Linked DNA regions of Homo sapiens: region 2 is linked to region 1. Evidence: read pairs that join two places in POLR2A ChIA-PET (ENCODE). Cell type or tissue: MCF 10A. All regions are shown on one strand. Links, peaks and the distances in the headings refer to the core of each region. The heading gives the core; the rest is flanking DNA.

Region 1 (2,926 bases), core at 104-2,603:
CGCCACTGCACTCCAGCCTGGCTGACAGAGCAAGACTCCATCTCATAAAAAATATATATATATCTATATCTATCTATCTATCTATATATAGATAGATAGATATATCTATATATATATGTATACACACATACATATATATTATCAGGAAAGAAAGTACAAATATAAATCTAGGACTTAAAATAAGCATACATTACTTTTTTTTCAAACATCAGACAGGGTTTCTCAGCTGCAAGCAACATAATCACTCTGGGTAATTTAAGCAGAAAATGTTATTACAAAATTAAATATGCTATGAAACAAATTGAACAGATTTCATCATAGCCTATATCAATTAATTACTTCACAAATTTTGTACCTACCTTACAAAATTTCTGGTAGGCCCAGGGAATCATGTGGGTGGTCTGTAGCTAGAAGTAATACAGAAGATACGCTGCACTGTATCACAGCAATGCTCTAATGGAAGTGCCACTCCCAACTCTCTGCTGTGGTCAGCACTTGTGACACCAGGGACAGACAGCCTTCTGCCACAGTTGCCCCAGGAGAACCAAACCCTCCATCGTAGTGTCCATTGTTCATGTGTGTGCTTGTCCCTCATGTTGGCCAGTTTTTCCTTAGTAGAAAAGGACTGGGATAAGTATTGGTTAACCAATCTCTAGTTTCTGCCGTCCTTTAATCTTCTGTTATTTTTATTTCTCTCCTCTTTTTCTTTTCCTTTCTGTGTCTTCTGTCTACTCTTGTCAGGGTCATACTTTCCTGGAGTATCAAGAGCATTTTCTAGATTTCAAAGAGTTTGTTGAAACCCTTGCTGTTGGTCATACGACTGATTGAATTGTGATATATTTTTGGAAGGGAACCAAAACATGGGAATCCTAGAGCATTTTGGGTGGATATTTGGTTCTTCTTCTGTGTATATGTCCTCAGGTCTGCAGTGATAGAATGCTGTAACTTCCTTTTCCTGTGGTTTCTCCCTGATCCAGTACCCATGAAGTTGCTGATGGGAGGGTCAGGAACATGAATGGTCTTAGACGATCTGCCACTTGTAAACTGACATGTTAGTCTGTCATAGTTCTATTGGTGCTGTCAAAAGACGTGAACTCCTAGGTTAAAAACAAAGGATTTTATTGCTCACAGCAATAGCAGTAGGCTGAGTATCAGCTTTGTGTCAGTCCCAAAGCCCATATTGTGACACTCATAGTGTAATGTGAATACTGCCAGTTGCAGTGGGTTGTGTTTTAGGAGAGAAACCTTGAGCATAGGGAATATTACTTTTATATTATGGGCAGCAATGACTGTAATTGATCTGATTGATACAGGCTATGATGAAATCTGTTCAGTTTGTTTCATAGCATACTTAATTAAGTTCAGGAGAGACTGTGGGCAGCAGAATGAGTCCTGTCTGAAGTATTTGCCTCAGTCCTGCCTTCCAGGTCCCAGATCTAGTCAGCTGAACAAATCCCATAATCCAGTAAATCATCAGAGTCTACCTTAGAACACCAGGTGGCTTTCTTTTTAAATTTTTTGATTCATCTTTCCACTTGGCCCGAGGTGTTAATTCAGATACAGTATGATGTGTTAGTGATTGCGCAAACTTCCCCTTGTTCAGCAAAGAAGTCTAGGACAATTCTTTCTTCATAACAATCCTGGTCAGTGAGTTGAAGCTGACCTGATTGCCTCCCAGGGCTGATGTGGTGTCACTGATCACTTTAGCTGAAATCAGGCACAGATTTTTTACCACTTCCCATTGTAGGGATAACTGCCTGCAGAGTACACATAGTAAGTCAGTTTTTTTCTCCAGGAAGCTCCCCAGAGTAACTAAGCATAGCTTCCATTTGGAGAGAACTCCATAGTTGCCTAAGAGTTGCATGACATACTGGTGGCATTTCTTTAAACACTTGAACATTTCTTATGATCATACCTGTAGGGTTCAAGTCATGGTGTTTTTGAAGAGAGAGGCAAGTTAATGCCTGTCTTTCACATAAGATAAATAGTCTTGAAAGGTGTACATGGTGCTCCTGGAAGGAAAGTGTTGTTTGTAGTTGTTGGGACTACCCAAATAGGAACTTTATTAGTTAAGGGACTACAGGGTGGCAGAGCTTTCAACTTGGCTTCCAGGTGGCTGATAAATTTTACAGTTCTTGGTTCAGGAAATAATTAAGTCTAACAATTTTTGGAGGGACTGTCTGAAGACAGTCAGTCCAACTTATTCCTTTTTGTCAGTGCCATTCACCCACTCCACAGAATGACTGAGCTACAGTTATGGGAGTTGGAATGGGGTTGACATCCAGAGAGAAGGGAAGATGTTTTGCATGGGAGATGCAGGAGCTGGATCTATTCTGATTGACCTCTTAGTAAAGTGTAGGTAATGGTAATCAAATCATGGTCAGAACTTTCTGGTGGTAAATGGCAGGATGTGCTGTAGGAGAGGAACTTTGAACTTGCCTGCACTTTGCTCTAAAAGACATTATCTTTATTATACTAGACATGAAGTGAGCCTGCTCTTTGCTCTGGAGAGATATGCTGTTTTCCAAGATTGTTTTGTATACACACATCCTTGAAGAGCATCTAGATCAAAGACCATCAATGTCTTTACTTGCAATACAAGTGGAAATGAAATATGAGAGACCCAGGGAGAATTGTCTTGCAACAGACAGAAGACCACAAATCTCCTAGTGTCACCTTGGCTACTTTTCCTTTAGCCCGGTTCTTCTAATGTTGTTCCTATACATTGGTTTTATCTTGGATGTAGATTGAATGGAATGAAACCCTCATTAATTTTGATTCTTGGAAATACCTCAAGAATATTTTCCCTATGTTAGTTACTGAATAAAGGGAAAACATGATTTCCAAAGTTTCTGAGTCCAGAGAGGAGAAATAATTATGTCAGAGAGCAAATAAAGGAAAAGATGGGAAGCTTGTTTCAGAGAGA
Region 2 (2,926 bases), core at 281-2,780, 120 kb after region 1:
GAAAACTGTAAGATATTGCTGAGAGAAATGAAAGAAGTTGTAAAGAAATGGTATTTATTATGCTTATAGACTGGAAGAGTTGGTATTGTTAAGATTTCATTTCTCCCTCACATGACCTAGGAATTTCACACATTCCCAATCAAAATCTCAGCAGGTTTTATTATAGAAATTGACAAATGATTTCTAAAATTCATATGGTATGCAAAGGACATAGAATATAGAAAACCAATTTTAAAGAACAACAAACTTGGTGGACCTAAACTACTGATTTAACATCAAGGCAAAAGTTTTGGCTTAAGGATATACAACTAAGCTTTCTAGAAGGTTAGAAATAGACCCACAAAAATACCATCATTTGATATTCAATGATGTTCTTTGTATCAAATAGTTTTGTAAAGTCTATACATCTTAGGGACTAAAATGAATCTCAACTCCTGCATCACACCTTACTGAATAATTAGAGGAATGGAGTACGGACCTAAACATGAAAAGATAAAAGATAACTAGAATAAAACATAAGTTGGTAAAAGGAATATAAAATCATATAACCTACTTTGCAAAAACACTTTGGCAATGTTTTAGGTTAGGTATACATTTGTACTATATTTTTTACTAATTTAATAGAAATGAAAACACTCATACGAAAGTATTAAAATAGCCTGTATTAGTTTCTTAGGGTTGCCGCCACAAATGTCTACGATCTTGGTGGCTTAAAACAACAGAGATTTATGCTATCACATTTCTGGGGTCCAGAAGTCATAAATGAAGGCATTGGTAGGGTTCCTTTCTTCCAGAGTCTCTGAGTGAGAATCTGATCCATACCACTCTGCTAGCTTCATTAATCTACTCACGATCCTTGGCGTTTCTGGGTAGATGTATCACTCCAGTCTAGGGCTCACCCTAAATCCAGGATGATTTCATCTTGAGATTCTTAATTTAATTACGTATGCTAAAACTGTTTCCAAATATGATCACATTCAAGGTAGCAGAGGTTAGGATTTAGACATACCTTTTGTGGGTCTCTGTTCAATTCAACTCACTACATAGCTCCAAACTGGGGTGGGTTGGGGGGAAAGTCCATCAGCAGGAAAGTAGATACACAAATTTTGGTATATTCTTGCATGGAAATCTATTAATAAAAAGGAACAAAGTACTGAATTATACAACGTGTGTATAAATCTCAGTCTTTTTTTTTTTTTTTTTTTTTTAGTGAAAGAAGCCAGCTATATAAACTGTTTACCGTATAGTTTCATTAATATAAATTTCAAGAACAGGCAAAACTAAGCTATAGTGATTGAAATCAAAACACTGGTTTTCTACGATGGGATGGGGATTGTCTGGAAGCGGGCATGAATGAATTTAAGACACTAATATGATTCTGGGGTTTATGCCAGCTTTTTAATTCAAGAGATATGAAACTTATGTGTTAAGACTGTGTGCTGAGACTGCCAAATTAAATAGGAAGTCTCTTTGTTCTTTAGCTTTACCAATCATAGCTTTACCACTTGATGATCCTGAGTATCTTCAGAACTCATTTGGACCTCCTGTGAAATCCTTAGTGATCCAGAATTGATAAGGATTTATAAACAAAGGTGCAGCAGTCTCTAATGTCTATAGCCAATTGTTTATTTCTTGACTAAGTGGAGGAATATACATTTTAGCCTTTTAATATTTTTGTACAAGCCTTGGCTTTACCTTTCTCCTATGAAATATGTAAAAATTATACCATATGTACTTTGTTTTTGTATAGTTTTCTTAAATAACTTTAGCATAGCAGCTTTAATATCGTAAGAGTACATTTATTTTAAAAACAGTTTTGATATTCTGAGTATTACCTCAGGCATAAGTCACTTGAATAGCTTTTTTTTTTTTTTTGAAGCCTTTCTCCAAGTGAAATGAACTTGTGTTTTTTTCTGAGAATTCTGGAGATCATGAACATATTGGTCTGTTAACAATGAAAGATATTTTTTATATCATTAGAAAAATCAAGCTCAAAAATTTTTTCTCTAGTGTCTTAATTCTGTGATGTATTAGATCACATTACTTTCTCAAAGTATTTTCTCTTGTCTTTCATAAAACTGCATTTGTTTTTTCACATTCTTCTTGCTTATCATACCTCTCCCATAGAGAACTGAAGAATTAGCTAATAGGAGAGTATGAGTGGAGAGTGTAGTGTGGAGCAGCAGTCCTCAACCTTTTTAGCACCAGTGAATGGTTTCATGGAAGACACTTTTTTCATAGATGGCAGGGGGATGGTTTTGGGATGATTCAACCATATTACATTTATTGTGCATTTATTTCTATTATTACATTGTACTATATAATGAAATAATTATACAACTCACCATAATGTAGAATCAGTGGGAGCCCTGAGCTTGTTTTCCTGCAACTAAATGGACCCATCTGAGGGTGATAGGAGACAGCGACAGATCATCCAGGCATTAGATTCTCATAAGGAGCATGCAACCTAGATCTTTTGCGTGCATAGTTCACAACAGGGTTCTCGCTCCTATGAGAATCTAATGTCACTACTGATCTCACAGGAGGTCAAGCTCAGGTGGTAATGCAAGCAATAGGGAGCAGCTATAAATACAGATGAAGCTTCACCTGCTCGCTCAGGCCCGCTGCTCACCTCCTACTATGCAGCCTGTTTTCTAACAGTTACTGGTGTGGGATCCCTGATGTGGAGAGACAACAAAAGTAGATCTGAAAAAGTATTAAAGATTCAGCACAATAGGAGGTAGTTGGGTATATTAAGGAGGAAGGTAAGAAATATTGAGATAGTACAGGTGGCAGGCAGAGCTCATTGCAGGGTGTTACTTGATAACTACTGTGAAGAAATTAAAGTTCATTCTTACCTACTAGAAAACATAGCAGAGGAAGCTTGAGTTCCAGATGGTTTGTAAATTGTGGTTCTTAATTTCCA

The links. Peaks named below come from ENCODE experiments on the same cell type or tissue, not always from the same donor. Only the 100,000 strongest peaks of a DNase experiment are listed, where the experiment ranks them.
Region 2: POLR2A ChIA-PET joins it to region 1 with 6 read pairs; 3 of 35 experiments call an interaction of 5 or more read pairs at or near these places.

The regions. Positions count from the first base shown.
Region 1 is chr13:60,000,710-60,003,635 of GRCh38, reverse strand. The region is part of intron 9 of DIAPH3 (diaphanous related formin 3); the gene reads left to right. Among named protein-coding and RNA genes, the nearest start is that of DIAPH3-AS1, 11 kb to the left of the region's middle. In MCF 10A, for the core only: no CTCF peak of the experiment used is centred there; a DNase peak (open chromatin) is centred at 1,585.
Region 2 is chr13:59,883,731-59,886,656 of GRCh38, reverse strand. The region is part of intron 20 of DIAPH3 (diaphanous related formin 3); the gene reads left to right. Among named protein-coding and RNA genes, the nearest start is that of DIAPH3-AS1, 130 kb to the left of the region's middle. In MCF 10A, for the core only: no CTCF peak of the experiment used is centred there; no DNase peak of the experiment used is centred there.